Regions from separate parts of the Homo sapiens genome. Here region 1 is linked to region 2. A link is an interaction called in ENCODE POLR2A ChIA-PET data of the cell type or tissue named here. Cell type or tissue: GM12878. All regions are shown on one strand.

Region 1 (8,000 bases), 500 kb after region 2:
AGTCTGGGCGACAGAGCGAGACCCTGTCTCAAAAAAGAACATAAGAAACTTGAGGGCCTGAACTGTGTCAGTCAGACCCTATCCTTTCAAAGATGTGGATATTGGAGAAGCCTCTTATTTTGAAACAAGTTACCGAGTTTAGATACAACTTTTTAAAAAATTTTTATGAATAAAGAGCCTGTGATGTTTTGCAGAGAAACAGCTTCACACTTTTTATTTATTCAGAACGTGGTGTACCTTTCCAGAATAGCAGCTTTAGCCTCAGTTGAGTTATATGTGTCATTGCCATTCCACCATAATAAGCTAAATGACTGATCAGAAAATATAAAAGCACTGTGTTGTGTGGTGCATAACATTTCCACATGTTTTTGTTTTGTTTTTTTCAGATCGCCTGATAGGCTTGCCAGAGGGGCGTGCTCGCAATCACAATCGACCGCAACAAATCCCTGTCCTGGCTGGAGTAATCATAGAAGATGTGGCAGTTGGAGCTGAACACACACTTGCTTTGGCATCAAATGGAGATGTGTATGCCTGGGGGAGCAATTCAGAAGGGCAGGTAAATATTTATATTGCTTGCTGCTTTCTCATATTCTAGAAATCTCACAGTGTTCCTCAGTTGGGGAAAGAGATAAGCTAGGAAATTCATAATCTACTGCAATACTCCAAGCACATCACTTTGCTATGGGACTGATTATTTTGTAAGTCTAGTTATGTCTTTCTCTCTCGACTGCGGCCAAAGAAGTATTATACCATGGTTTAAAACAATTCTGGTAGTACAGCAAAGTGATTAAGGGGATTGGCTGAGTATTTATGTGTGTGTCCTCATACACTGTTAAGTGCCTGGCATGTAGTAAGCTGCAGTATGTAAGGATTTGCTACTGTCAACATTATCATCATTACTACAGCAAGATGTGAGATTAGGTCCTGGGAACATCAGTTGATATGGGAAAAAGAATGAAACAATAATATTTTTATATTTTATAATATGATGGCATACAAAGTATCTTTAGGTTTTTGCAGGAAGTCTTGTCACTCCCATTATTTATAGGATTAAACTGAGCCTCTGAGATACTGATAAGAGACTCAAGAGGTTGATGTATTCACCCTCCTCTATTTATGAAGGAGGGAGAGACCTTGGTGTGAGATGTCTGAGATGCTATGACGGTGACTTTTAGCTCCACATGCAGAGCCACTTCCCCTTCCTCCAAAAATCCTCTCTTGGTCTGGCTTCCCCTAGTGCCAGGGACCCTTAAGTTCAAGGTCTAGCATTATTCATATTAGCCTCAGTTTGACTCCTGTGGTCTCCTCATCACTGCATTAACAGACAAGGAAGCTGCTCGTCATTGTGGTTGCACTCTTACTGAGAGGAGAGTTAATGTTGAAGGCACCTTTGGGAGTTTCCTGGCAGTGCCGTGACGTGATCCTTCCTAATGATGTTGATTTGCTTAGCTGCTGAAACACTGGCTGTCCCAGTCAGACCCTAAGTATAGAGGTTTGGAGATTAGAATTTGCTTCCATATATGTTTTTGTATATGTTTATTTATTGTTACACAGAAATCAGTGTGTTTTAAGTAAAAGCTCCATAGATCATTCTGTTATTACTTAACTTTCCAAGAATTCATTTCCTTTCCGTAAGTGGAATCCAAGGATGTGTTTAGTCATTAAGACTCATCTGCTAGATTTGGAATGGCCTTGTTGCAGCTTAGTTTTTAGCAGTCGGAGCTGTGAGGACTGTTATGATAAAGAAAATCAGAATGTATTTTATTATTGGGGGCTGGGCGTGGTGGCTCACACCTGTAATCCCAGCACTTTGGGAGGCCAAGGTGGGTGGATTGCCTGAGCTCAGGAGTTCAAGATCAGCCTGGCCAAGATGGTGAAACCCCATCTCTACTAAAAATACAAAAATTAGCCAGGTGTGGTGGCGGGCACCTGTAATCTCAGCCACTTGGGAGGCTGAGGCAGAAAATTGCTTGAACCAGGGAGGCAGAGCTTGCAGTGAGCTGAGATTGTGCCACTGCACTCCAGCCTGGACAACAGAGCAAGACTCCATCTCAAAAAAAAAAAAAAAGAATGTGTTTTATTGATGCTGATGCATGGTACAGTTATTAACTTATTTATGTCTGCCACCATCTAAGAAAAATTTCATATTGACTTCCTCTCTTCCTCTTTCTAATTGAATGTCTGTATATTTGTGATTTATTCCCAGCTCGGCTTAGGCCATACCAACCATGTTCGAGAACCAACCCTGGTAACAGGTCTGCAAGGGAAAAATGTTCGGCAGATCTCGGCTGGCCGCTGCCACAGTGCTGCATGGACAGCACCACCTGTCCCACCAAGAGCACCAGGTGAGGAATGAAATATTCATGCTCCTGCAGCGTTTCTTTTTTAGCAGTACCCCATGGCACTGTCTGCTTGCCAGTTCCCAACTGTATCCAGCATCGTTGTGAAACCATCAAGCCTTCTGCCACACAAAGCATTCTTTGTGCTACTAGCACTGGAAGTATTTTCATAGCAGGCATTTGTTCTGCTGACATCAGTATGAACCACGTCCTCTCTGCACTCCCAAAAGCAGAATACATATTACTTATGCAAGCAAAAATTTATAATTTTAGCAGCAACTAAGTTTTTTTTTGAGATGGAGTCTTGCTCTGTCACCTAGGCTGGAGTGCAGTGGTGTGATCTCAGCTCACTGCAGCCTCCGCCTCCCAGGTTCAAATGACTGCTGCCTCAGCCTCCCAAGTAGCTGGGACTACAGGCATGCACTACCATTCCTGGCTAATTTTTTCTGTTTTTAGTAGAAACGGGGTTTCGCCATGTTGGCCAGGCTGGTCTCAAATTCCTGACCTCCAGTGATCCGCCCGCCTCAGCCTCCCAAAGTGTTAGGATTACAGGCATGAGCCACAGCGCCTGGCCGGTATTTTTAATATATAAAAGAAATGACAAATTATAGCTTTCTAAGGCCCACTGTTAGAAATAAAGATTAAAAGCCCTGAGACCATTTGTCAAATTCCTCACCTTAGTTAACCATTTGAAACATGATGTCTGTGCATTGGCACAGCAGTCAACTTGCTGCCATTTTATTCCTGTGTTTAGCAAGACTGGTGGGCTACTTCAAGCTTTTTGTTGTTTGTTTTATTTTTAATTTATTATGAAATTTTTGTATAGCTACACAAAGATTTAAAGAAAACCATAATACATACTTGTGTGCTCAACACCCAACTGTGGGCCCTTTCTGATTTGATCTATCTTCCATTCCTTCCAGATGTAGCTGTTACCTTAATGTTGTGACATTTGTCATTCTTACACATTTCTTCATATTTGGGCAGTTTCCTTTTTTTTTTTTTTTTCGAGACAGAGTCTCACTTTGTTGCCCAGGCTGGAGTGTAATGGCGCAATCTCGGCTTACTGCAACCTCTGCCTCCCGGGTTCAAGCGATTCTCCTGCCTCAGCCTCCCACGTAGCTGGGATTACAGGCATGTGCCACCACGCCCAACTCATTTTAATATTTTTAGTAGAGATGGTGTTTCGCCATATTGGCCAGGCTGGTCTTGAACTCCTGACCTCAAGTCTGGAGTTCAAGCCTCAGCGTCCCAAAGTGCTGGGATTACAGGTGTGAGCCACTGTGTCCAGCCTATTGGACAAGGCCCTCAAGCCTTGTCTTTCTACCATCTTCTGGTGTCTAAGGCACTAGAATTTCCCTGAAGCAACATTGTGCCTAAGAGCTCAGCATTCTCTTCCAGTTTTGTTAACCCCTCTATTTCTTAGGGGGGGTCCTAAGATTCCCCATAGGGATTTTGTTTCTTAGATATCTAAGAGAGAAAAGTGGGAATTCCAGGTAGATGCCAAACAAGCAGGAAATGGTTTCTATTAACAGAATCTAGAATGAGCAGAGCTGCCTACGCACTGACAATTTCAGGTACTCAGTGGCTTCAGAGGGATTTCACTTCCACTTTAGGGCAGAAGCTATCCAGTGTGACAGGTAAAGGTTCAAGCTCTGGGGCCACATTGCTGGGGCTGAATCCCAGCTCCTCCACATATGATCTGAGTGACCTTGAGACTCAGTGTTTTGTCTGTAAAATGAGGATAATAATAGCACCTACTGCAAAGAGCTGTAGAAGTAAGTGGCCCCATTCATGTAAAGCTCTTAGAATAGTGCCAGGCACATAGAAGGTACTCAGTAAATGTTAGTTTTTACTACGAACAATAATAATAAATCTAGGAATTGCACTGTACCAGTCTTTATTTACAGGAAACTGAAGTGAGTTTGTATCTTGTTTTTATTCTTTTATGTGTTTTTATAGGAGGGTAGCTGTGGCTGCAGGCCTTGTAGTCTTTGCTTCTTACAGAACTCTTATTCTTGTAGTAAAAGCCTCATGAATCATGCACCTATATGTTTCTGTCATGAATACTTGCTATCAGATCCCTAGTGAATATGGAGTTGGCTCTGCTAAGTTTCCCATTTCCATTTTCCAGAACTGCCTACTTAGTCCTTGCCCACATTTGTGGTATTATGAAGATGACAATTATTAAATATGAAAGGAAAAATTTGGCTTTATTTTTGTGAAAGAACTGCCTAAGTTCTATTGTTAAATAAAATGGGAAACAAAAAGAGAAAATACCAGGTTTCATTTCCATAATAATGAAGACATTTTATTTTATTTTATTTTTTTCTCCGCCCCCTGATAAAGACATTTTAAAAACCAACACAAATGCACACACCAAACTAAGATGAATCGATGGATAGAGGTTTGAATGGGTGTCCATTGTGTAATTATCTCAACTTCTCTGTATGCTTGAAATTTTTCAAAATGTGAAAAGTGAAAGCAATGCTGTTTCCTTCATAAGTGCCCATTTGCTTTCTGGACAGGTGTGTCAGTACCTCTGCAGCTGGGCCTGCCTGACACAGTGCCCCCCCAGTATGGGGCGCTGAGAGAAGTCAGCATTCACACGGTGCGGGCCAGGCTCCGGCTGCTCTACCACTTCTCTGACCTCATGTACTCATCCTGGAGACTGCTGAACCTTAGCCCCAACAACCAGGTAACAGACTGGCGTGGTAAGCAGCCAGGCACAGACTGGCTTGGTAAGCAGTGCCCGTGACATGCTCGCCAGGCCCCAGGGCCTTTCCCTCTGCCTTTGGAAAATTCTTTCATGGCTAATAAGATAACACTTCTATTCCCATTTTATTGCTGTGTTAGGGACAGTCTAGAGGTTGGACATGATGCTGCTGGACAGAGTGGTCTTCCTTCTGTGTTTTGGTTTATCCAGAAATCAAGTATGAATGGCTACGCATACTACACATACCATTTCTTTCTTTTTTTTTTTTTTTTTGAGATGGAGTCTCACTCTGTCGCCCAGGCTGGAGTGCAGTGGCGCAATCTCAGCTCACTGCAACCTCTGCCTCTTGGGTTCAAGCAATTCTCCTGCCTCAGCCTCCTGAGTAGCTGAGATTACAGGCCTGGGCCACCATGCCTGGCTAATTTTTGTATTTTTAGTAAAGATGGGGTTTCACCATGTTAGTCAGGCTGGTCTCGAACTCCTGACCTCAAATGATCCCCCCCACCTCCACCTCCCAAAGTGCTGAGAATACAGGTGTGAGCCACCGCTCCCAGCCACTTCTACAAAGTCTGCCAGCCACTTCTACCAGCCATTTCTACAAAGTCTAAAATATGATTTTAAAATGTAAGCACACAAAGCTGTTGGAACCACAGTCAGGGTTGTTACATAAATTAATCTGAGAAATTTCAGATACTTTTTTCTCTTCTTACAAATTAGCATTCTGGGTCTTGGGGAAAGGGAGGTCGGGGAAATAAAGTAAATTTTGCTGATTTGTCTATCTTTATGGACTAGTCCAGTAACAAAGTGGCTAGCTATTGTGTGTGCGTGCGTGTGTGTGTGTGCATGCGTGAGATTTGACAAATCACTGCTAGAAATAGATAGGCAGCAGAGTCCTGTGCAGCACTAAACAGAGTGTTAGCAAACTGTAATTAGTGGAAGAAATGTTTATAATGTAAAGTTAACTGAGAAAGGCAGCTCAGAATGATATTAACTGTGAAAAATGTTATGTGTGCATACACAGAAGAGAACTGGAAGGAAATAGATGAAATTATTAATGGGGCATCTCTATATGGTAGGATTTGGAATTACTTAATTTGTGCATACATGTGTGTATCCTTCTCTGTATTTTCTAAGGTTTTTAAAAATGGTAATTATATATTTTATCAGAAGAAAAATTTAAAGGTTACTAATAGTTCCTAATCCTGAGTTTATGCTCTTAAAGTGCATTTTTAAAATAATGTATGTTCTTTTTTCAATTTTTCAAATAATATTGAGACAGGGTCTCACTCTGTGCCCAGGCTGGAGTGCAGTAGCATTATCTCAGCTCACTGCAGCCTCAACCTCCTTGGACTCAGGTGATCCACCCACCTCAGCCTCCTGAGTAACTGGGAGTACAGGCACATGCCACCATGCCCAGCTAATTTTTGTGTTTTTGTAGAGATGGGTTTTGCCATGTTACCCAGGCTAGTCTTGAACTCCTGGGCTCAAGCGATCCGCCCACCACAGCCTCCCAAAGTGCTGGGACTACAGGCATGAGCCACTGCGCCCAGCCAAAATAATGTATGTTCTATAAGTGAAAATTGTTATTTCTTTTAAGCCTAGATTGTACCATTTCTGATAACCGTACCTTCTGTTACAGAACAGCACATCCCATTATAATGCTGGAACTTGGGGCATTGTACAGGGACAACTTCGGCCTTTGTTAGCCCCAAGAGTCTACACTCTGCCAATGGTGCGCTCCATAGGAAAAACCATGGTTCAAGGCAAAAACTATGGACCTCAGATAACTGTAAAGAGGATATCAACCAGGTTAGCATATGTATGTGTGTTTGACTAATGAGCTGTGATTTTTTCAGATGGATGTTATTACTAATTTCTGTGAGTCTTGGTTTCCTCACTTCTAAGGCAGGGTAGATAGTAATAGTACTTACATTAGTACCTGGTGTGGTTACAGTGGGCCTAGCACAGTGCTTGCCTGTTAAACTAGCTTTTTCATTCACTGATGGGAAGATATCATGTGATTTTGGGGAAATTGGTAAGAGTTGTATTTCATTGCTTTCTCCCTTTCTTTTAAAGAGGACGGAAGTGTAAGCCTATTTTTGTCCAAATAGCGAGACAAGTAGTTAAGCTGAATGCTTCAGACCTCCGCCTGCCTTCCCGAGCGTGGAAGGTTAAGCTGGTTGGAGAAGGGGCTGATGATGCTGGAGGAGTGTTTGATGACACCATCACAGAGATGTGCCAGGTATATTCCTGCAGTGTCCCCTGCTGAGTTATCTAGTCTGCTAGTGGCCATTTTGCTGTTTCCAGTGATCACTCTGCCAGGCATGTTTTTATAAATGTAGCAAGGATGCATTTGTGAGCCTCATATAAAGTGATGCTGTTAGTGATACGTAGGTAAATTAGAGCAACAGCTTTTGAAACGCTTTGTCAAGATACCTTACTACATAAATATCAGTTCTTAGGCATCTACCAATGACTCACCATCTGTTGTGTTATAATATTGGCAGAATAACAATGGCATATATGTACATTTATGTAACAGACAAATCCAGGAGCACCCATGTGCTCTGATTTATTCTGGTGCTTTTAGAACAAAGTAGAACTGCCAGATTCCAGGGGAGTTAGAAAAATAAAGTTACGAACTGGTCTTAAAATTAGACCAGTTCTAATTTTAATATCTGCATTGGCAGCTTTGCTTCCAGATCAGCTCTGTCCTTTCCAGCATTACCTAGTATCAGGATTTTTCCAGTAAACCCTGTGACTAAAATAATGGTTGGCTATCATTACTGATTCGATTTGAACATCACTACACTCTTTTCACAGCCACCACTACTCCTGCCCTGGATTGACTTTCTCATTCCTTTTGGTTCTTCATACATGAATGCTTTCCATATGGGGGATTTCCTAATTTCATTTTAAATTGAAACCACAAAAATAAAGTATGA
Region 2 (8,000 bases):
TTTAGTATCATTTTCTTCACTGGAGTAACACATACTACATACAAATGAAAGAAAAATTTAAAAATAAAAATTAAAGCAAAATGATAGCCCTACCCAGTCACTTACTTCCTTCTAGTTTGCTTTCCTGTGAGATAAAACATTTCACTCCAGTGTTTCTTTTGATCCTTAATGACTTACATGTTTCTACAGCTGTATTTATATGCTATTTCATGTTTCAAATTTTGTAATTCTTTTAACATACATGTCCATGTACTAACATTTCTGTATACTTTGTTTATGATGAGAATCAAGTATTTGGTTATATTGATATATTTTACTTAATTCTTCCACTGTTAGCAATTGGGCTGTTTTCAGTTTTTGACAATCATGACTAGCCTACGCATAGCCTGTGAAAGAGACTGTCTACTTCAATCAACACTTTTCCTACATGGTAGTTCTGTGGTTTGTGGTAACTGTTAACCAGTGACCCGCCTGGCATAAAATATACATTCAATCTGAGCCAAGAAGTAACCTACAACATGCCAAGGACCTGCCAAATAGATCACTGTGTTGATCCAGTAAGACAATACTAGGCTGCTATTTGACCCTTACAACCAACTGCTTTTGACTTCGGGCAGAGCTTCTTTTATTTCAAAGGCTGAAAAATACTTGTCACTCTCAGGGGTTCACACAAAACTAGGATACAGTCTAGTACTAGGCATGTTAAGTGCTCACATATTTTTGGAATGAACTAGTTTCGTTTCACTAGGGGCAGATATAAATTATGAAATTCAGTTTGCACTGAATACTAACCTCTTCTTTTTCCAAGAACTCTCTGACGTCAGGGTCCTGTAACATGGTAGGATGATTTACAATCCTCTGAAGGTACCTAAAAGGTAAGCAGTTATCATCTGGTTAGTTGAGCTGGCCTCAGAAGGTTCTGGGCGTCACACAGTGCTGGCAGTGATACCATGTCTTCTGTACTTTTTGTACTTAAAGTACCCTAAGATAAGGTACTTAAGTAGGTCTCTCCTTGTAAGCATATTCAAGTTCACATTCCTGACATTTCCAAAAAGGGAGGGAAAAATAACTGGTCAGAAAGAAACCTCAGAGCCATTCATATTTGATTGATTGTCTAAGAATATGACTGCCTGCTCACTCAGGATGGGGAAAAAACAGAAGATGGTCTATTCTCAAGGTGGGAAAATAAGCGACTCAGGAAAAGTTAAGAGATAATATGGAGGTGTGCAACTTCAATTTATTCACGTTTCATCTCTAACTCAATGGACTGTCTCGTCATTTAGACTCACTTTTCAGCTTTTCATTTGTCCTCACATTATTCAGGAAAATGGCTGCATGGCACTTACCTTTCTAAAGCGGCCCTCCGTTTTTCAAGAAATTCTGCAGAAGAAGAATCTTCCTTCCCAACTTTCACTTTTGTCATCCCTAGAATGGAATTTAAAAAGCAAAATAACCATAAATCATCATGAAGAGGATAAATCTTTTTTTTTTTTAAGTGTCAACAGGAGGAAAGGCAGTGAGGCTAGCACACAGCCTAAGGCCACTTCTATGTTATATGCAGGGATGAACAAAAGGTTCTTTACATGAGAGCCACTTTTGAAAACTAGTCTCTAAGTGCTGAAGGTTCTAAACTCTAGGACTTGCAGAGTAAACATTTTCTTAAAAAGGCGGCCATGGAACCCTGAGTACAAACATCAACTGATGTTAATGAAGAGGCTCCTGGCCGGGCGCAGTGGCACACACCTGTAATCCCAGCACTTTGGGAGGCCAAGGCGGGCGGACCACGAGGTCAAGAGATCAAGACCATCCTGGCCAACGTGGTAAAACCCTGTTTCTACTAAAAATACAAAAATTAGCTGGGCATGGTGGCGGGCACCTGTAGTCCCAGCTAAGCGGGAGGCTGAGGCAGGAGAATCTCTTGAACCCGGAAGGTGGAGGTTTCAGTGAGCTGAGATCGCGCCACTGCACTCCAACCTGGTGACAGAGCGAGACTCCACCTCAAAAACAAACAAACAAACAAAAACCAAAAAACCAACCAAACAAACAAACAAAATGAAGAGGTTTCTTCCTCTGACCCCTAATCCAATGTAGTCTATTTCAATCTGGAGGCAACCGCAATCATGTAAGACTCCTGAAGACCAACAGAAAACAAACGAACATCTCTGGAGGCTAAACCCAGAGCTCCTACTGCACCCAAGGAGAACATGCCAAAATATGCTATTTTTCTCTAGACCTCCAGTGTAGGAAAACACTGGAAATGTCTCTTTTCTAACCACAAGACTGTTAATAGAAGTAGTCTCATATACTGAACAGTGAGTGAATTTTGGAGAGAATGCAAAGGAAAACAATCCAAGTGGAATGAAAGACCACAGGCTTACCTATGAGGCTCTTCTCCGGGGGCGGAGGGACAATGAAGCCATTCTGAGAGTGCTTCTCGGAAAGCTTCTCATAAAGACCCAGAAAGTCACTAAATCTTCTTTTTACTGCAAACTGTTTGCTTCTGAACAATGGTAAGCTTGTCTTGGGGACAGGAAAAAACACAAGGCAATTTCATTCCAAATAGGGGATGGTATCTTGAAAGTCATCCTATTGACATTAAAGAAACCCATTTCCCAGATCCCTGCCCTTCAGTCACCTGGCAAATAACTTTCTCCAAGGCAGAGAGTCTTAAACTTTTTAAAACTATAGTTCCCCTTTGGCAGTCTGGGAGCCTAAGGAGCTCTTCTCAGAATAATGATTTTAAATGCAAAAAATATATAGGATTATAAAGGCAATCAATTAAATTCAAATACATCTGAAGCCATGGTGACCCTTGAGAAAAAAAAATTCAAATACAGTTTCATTCCCAGGTTAAGAACTCTTGTTCTAAAGAAAGAAATGTTCAGTTCTAGTTTAAAGCTAGAATTCTATAGTAACCAGTAACCCATTCATCTTTTATTGACTATTTTTTTTTGGAGACAGGATCTCACTTTGTTGCCCAGGCTGGAGTGCATTGGTGCGATCACAGCTTACTGCAGCCTCAAACTCCTGGGCTTAAGCGATCCTCCCACCTCAGCCTCCCAAGTAGCTAGGAATACAGGCACACGCTACCATGCCCAGCTCATTCTTCACTGCTTTTTTTTTTTTTTTTTTTTGAGATGGAGTCTCACTCTGTCACCCAGGCTGGAGTGCAGTGGTGCAATCTTGGCTCACTGCAACCTCCACCTCCCAGGTTCAAGCAATTCTCTTGTCTCAGCCTCCTGAGTGGCTGGGATTACAGGCTCCTGCCACCAGGCCCAGCTAATTTTTATAGTTTTTTAGTAGAGATGGGGTTTCACCATGTTGGCCGGGCTGCTCTCGAACTCCTGACCTCAGGTGATCCACCTGCCTCAGCCTCCCAAAGTGCTGGGATTACAGGCGTGAGCCACTGCGCCAAGCCTCATTGACTTATTTAAGGGTATTAGCTGCTGGAATTACAGCAGCCAAACTAAAGACAGACAAAAAGTGCTTCTAAGAAGGGGAAGCAGGTGATGAGCAGGGTGGGAATTGGATGAAATGTCTAAGCTGTAGACAGTAACCTCTAAAGTATCATAATCTAGAGCTCACAGGACGCAGGCCAACAAGTAGTAGAGAGACAATACAAAGCAGATTTCTACCAAAAAAGTTAGGGCTACATCACAATGAGAGTTCACTTTAAACTCACCAGATAGGCAAAATTTAAGGAGGTTGGCCTCACCAATTGCTGGCAAGGAAGTGAATCAATGGGAACTTTTATACACTGCTGATGGGGTACAAATTGGTACAAAGACTTTAAAAAACAGTTTGTATTCCTTGTGTCCAATATTTGCAGTACCTATGACCCACGGGAATTACTCCTGGTTACATACTCTAGAGAAATCCTTCTACGTGTGTACTAGAGATGTGCAAGAAAGTTCCCAGTTACAAAAACCAGAAACATGTTGACAGCAGAAAATGTTCACAACAGGAAAACATAAATATTTTGTGGTATATGAACTAACTACAGCCATGACCATCAAGGATGGGTGAGAGAAACAATGCTAAATAAAGCAAGCACAATTATCAGCATGATACTATTTTTTTTTTTTTTTTTTTGAGACAGAGTCTCCCTCTGTCGCCCAGGCTGGAGTGCAGTGGCGCGATCTCGGCTCACTGCAAGCTCCGCCTCCCGGGTTCACGCCATTCTCCTGCCTCAGCCTCCCCAGCAGCTGGGGCTACAGGTGCCTGCCACCATGCCCAGCTAATTTTTTTGTATTTTTAGTAGAGACAGGGTTTCCCTGTGTTAGCCAGGATGGTCTCGATCTCCTGACCTTGTGATCTGCCCGTCTCAGCCTCCCAAAGTGCTGGAATTACAGGCGTGAGCCACCGTGACCGGCCCCCATGATACTATTTTTATGAAACTCAAAACAAAGCAAAACAGTCATATATATATATATATATATATATATATATATGTAAAGATTTCTTATAAAGGAAATGAGAGACAACTCAGGAGAAAGGACACCTCTAAGGTATGAGGCAGGGGATATGATGGAAAAACACGCAGGTGGATCCAATGATACTCAACTTTAAGACTAGTGGTAAGTTTAGGGCTTCATTTATTATGCTTCCTAACTTGTATACAACATTGTATACATTTTGTATGCATTAATATTATATACAAAAGAAGAGCAGACTAGAGGGGCAAAAGGTTAAGTATTTAAAAAAGCTCTCTGAAACCTCAGAAGCATTGAAGATTTTAAAAGATGGTTTAGGGCAATCTGTGAATCTAGCTCCAAACCACATGGTTCTCTAAGAGGGATGGGGCTGTATCAGATATACCACGAGTTAATAGAATCACACTGAAATGTTAGCTTTCTGGAAGAGTATTAAAAAGACTCAGTCTGGAGTACCCAGATGAGATTACCAAGGGGATGCAGGCTTGCTCTATCTTGAGTAAACATGAAGATGTTGGCAAAGAAACAAAGGAGATACCCAGAAATAATCTGAATGATGACCTTGGTATAAGCACCAAAGTCTATGAAGATGGTCATCAGCAGGGTCACCTGGACTCACCTGTGTTGTAACTTTGTAGGCTACATATGCATTCATACCATCCCCTGTGAGAGAACAAGAAAGCAGAAGATTATCTTGTAAACCAAAGCAGTGCCAATCCAGCTAACATTTGACCAGGAATCATAAAAGCCATAGGAACCCTGGATAAGAAGGGATGCTTGTTTCATCTCCAAGCTTTATATGCAATCTTAGAATCCAGTTCCTACTTTGCCTCAGGGCCTCTGTGGCACATAGCAAGCCCCCATGGATGCTGGCTGAGCCCCAGTTTGAGTTACACAAGAGAGTCAGCCCTCTGTTCCAAAGCCAGGCCAGGCTCCATTTATACCCTCCACAAAGCAGCACTGGATACTGACAATCCATCAGTTGTTACCATGCCAATATTTGGGCTGGTTACACACATCTGTCCAAAACCAAACAATTCTCTTGCTGTATAAAGCAGGAGGAGAAGGAAGCAACTGATATAAAAGGAAACAAGTAGTTCTACCCTAGGCTAGCTCTGGGCTCGATTTGCTCTTTCAGAAATATCGTCACAACCCCCTCCATTGGTGCCGGGGGGGACACTGACCTCTCTGATCTAGCATGTTCACCAAGAGCAAAGGGTCTGGCAGGAAGACACTTTGGCTGCCTAATGTCACACAAATCTCCCTTTCCTGGAGCAATTATTTTTATGAAGAAGTCTTTGACTGTTAAATAATTTGGGATTCAAGCTATTGTTTTTCTCTGTGGTGATGTCCTGACCTAGACCACTTAAGGAGATAAAGATGCCATTGATATCCTGAGCACTGAAAAGACATATTCTGGAATCCAAACAGACACAGCTCCAGTGCTGGACTATGGTGTTTGGGGTTGGTTTTGTTCCCTGCCTCCCCCACCCTTGATTCCTTCCCACATCAAACCGGAAAACCTAGGTCAACAGTTACCAGCTGCTTAAGCCCCTGAACTGGTTCTGGGGTGAGGGGTGAGGGGCCAAGGGAAGGAAGAGCAGGCAGTACTGGATCAGCAGCTTCCCACATTACAACTTGGTTTCAGTAAGATGGCTGGAAATGCCTGCTTTTTGAAAAATTTACCAAGAATTTGAAGATTACACAGGAATACAGGGCTTGTCTGCTATACTTCCCCAGCCCCTACCAAAAGGGTGTATATAAAACAGAAACCATAAGCTAAACTTTAGAAATTATTTTATACTGATTACCAACTTTAGTTCTCTTCTAAACCACCTTATTAACATTACCCAATACTACTAAGGATGTTTACTACTGATAAAAGAAAAAAAAAAAAGAAATCTAAGTTTATTTTATAGAAGTAATATTCAAAATTTCATTCACAGCAGAATAGTTATGGTCAAATGTCCAAGAAGTCAATCCCATAATTTAGTGCCTGCAGTTAAGAAAGTCTAAATGCAAACACAGAGAAAACAGAAAAGCAGGATCTTCAGATATTTTGTTTCTCAGCTGCTTTTACTTAGGCAATGTACATGAAAAGAGACATACTGCATGTACATAGAGAGCACACAGATCTGCAAATAAGCTAGTAATACAAGGTTTTAAATTTACGTAAATTTCCAGAATAATTTCAGAGTTGAAGATAACATATGCAAATTACCAAGGCTCTAAAAAGCATATCCTGGTAAAAGTTGAATTCTAAATTATTTAGACGTGTGCAGGAACAAGAAGCACATGTTGAATAAACAGCCCACACAAACAGAATGCGTTGTTATAAAGATCAGGCCTTGAATATGAAAATATTTTAATTAGCTGGTTTCTTGGCATCAACATGACTAAGAATCTAGACTACAGGGCAAGGAGGTGAAAACTTATCACCAAGAGTGATTTGTGTTTAAATGCATCTGATCCATGGGCTGTTTAAATTACTCTCTGTAATGGGATAAATTGTGTCCCCTTCAAAATAGGTACATTTTACGTTCTAACTCCCAGTTCCTCAGAATGTGATCTTACAGGGTCTTTACCGATGTAACTGAGTTAAAATGAAGACATTAGGGTGGGCCCTACTCCACTCAGGTTGGTGTCCTTATTTGTTAAAGAGGGAATGTGCACACAGAGATAGACATGCATAGAGGGAAGGCAATGTGGAGACGCTTAGGAAGGATGCCACATGACAGCAAAGGCAGAGACTGAAGTGATGCATCGACAAGCCGAGGAAGGCCTGAGACTGCCAGAAGCTGGGAGAGAGGCATGAACAGTCCTTCCCTAGCACCTTCACAGGGAGAATGGCCTGCCGACACCAGGATTTGAGATTTCTGGCCTCCAAAACTGTGAGAAATTTCTGTTGTTTTAACCAGTTTGTGGTACTTTGCTACAGCAGCCTTAGGAAACCAGTATGTTCCCTCTCCTGGTTCAGACATCATGACTTATTACATTTTAAGAGAATAAGTGCCATTCATTCATCTTATTCCACCAAGGATTTAAAGCGGTGAATAACTAGCTTAAAATTAATGTGTTTATAGACTATCCATAAATATTAGAGAAGCAAGAGAGAATCTAGACATATAATCCAAAGTCCTGGTCCAGGATCTATCATGGGCCACACTGTGCCCTACCAGGAAAGCTACTTCCTTTTTGGTCCTCAATTTCCTTTTCTGTTAGATGACAGAACTGTGTAAGACGCTCAAAAACATCCTACCAGTCCAACAGTCTGGGAAAAGTAAAACTCAACAGTTCAAATTAAAAAAAAATTTTTTTTCTTTTTGAGACAGGATCTCACTCTGTTACCCAACGTGGAGTGCAGTAGTATTACCTCAGCTCACTGCAGCCTTGACCTTCCAGGCTCAAATGATCCTCCCACCTCGGCCTCCCAAGTACGTGGGACTACAGGCATGTACCGCCATGCCTCTGTAATTTTTTATTTTTTTGTAGAGACAGGGCTAATTTTTTACTTTTTGTAGAGTCATGGTCTTGCCATGTTGGGCAGGCTGGTCCTGAACTCCTGGG

What was found. Peaks named below come from ENCODE experiments on the same cell type or tissue, not always from the same donor. Only the 100,000 strongest peaks of a DNase experiment are listed, where the experiment ranks them.
Region 1: POLR2A ChIA-PET joins it to region 2 with 7 read pairs; 3 of 35 experiments call an interaction of 5 or more read pairs at or near these places.

The regions. Positions count from the first base shown.
Region 1 is chr15:63,623,022-63,631,021 of GRCh38, reverse strand. HERC1 (HECT and RLD domain containing E3 ubiquitin protein ligase family member 1) reads left to right here. Exons shown (of 78, transcript NM_003922.4): 69 at 387-556; 70 at 2,207-2,345; 71 at 4,868-5,037; 72 at 6,695-6,864; 73 at 7,132-7,297. Among named protein-coding and RNA genes, the nearest start is that of USP3-AS1, 26 kb to the right of the region's middle. In GM12878, no CTCF peak of the experiment used is centred here; DNase peaks (open chromatin) are centred at 1,401 and 3,931; H3K27ac peaks cover 1,319 bases.
Region 2 is chr15:64,120,599-64,128,598 of GRCh38, reverse strand. It overlaps SNX1 (sorting nexin 1), which reads right to left. Exons shown (of 15, transcript NM_003099.5): 5 at 5,053-5,096; 6 at 2,379-2,520; 7 at 1,347-1,425; 8 at 793-868. Among named protein-coding and RNA genes, the nearest start is that of SNX22, 27 kb to the left of the region's middle. In GM12878, no CTCF peak of the experiment used is centred here; no DNase peak of the experiment used is centred here.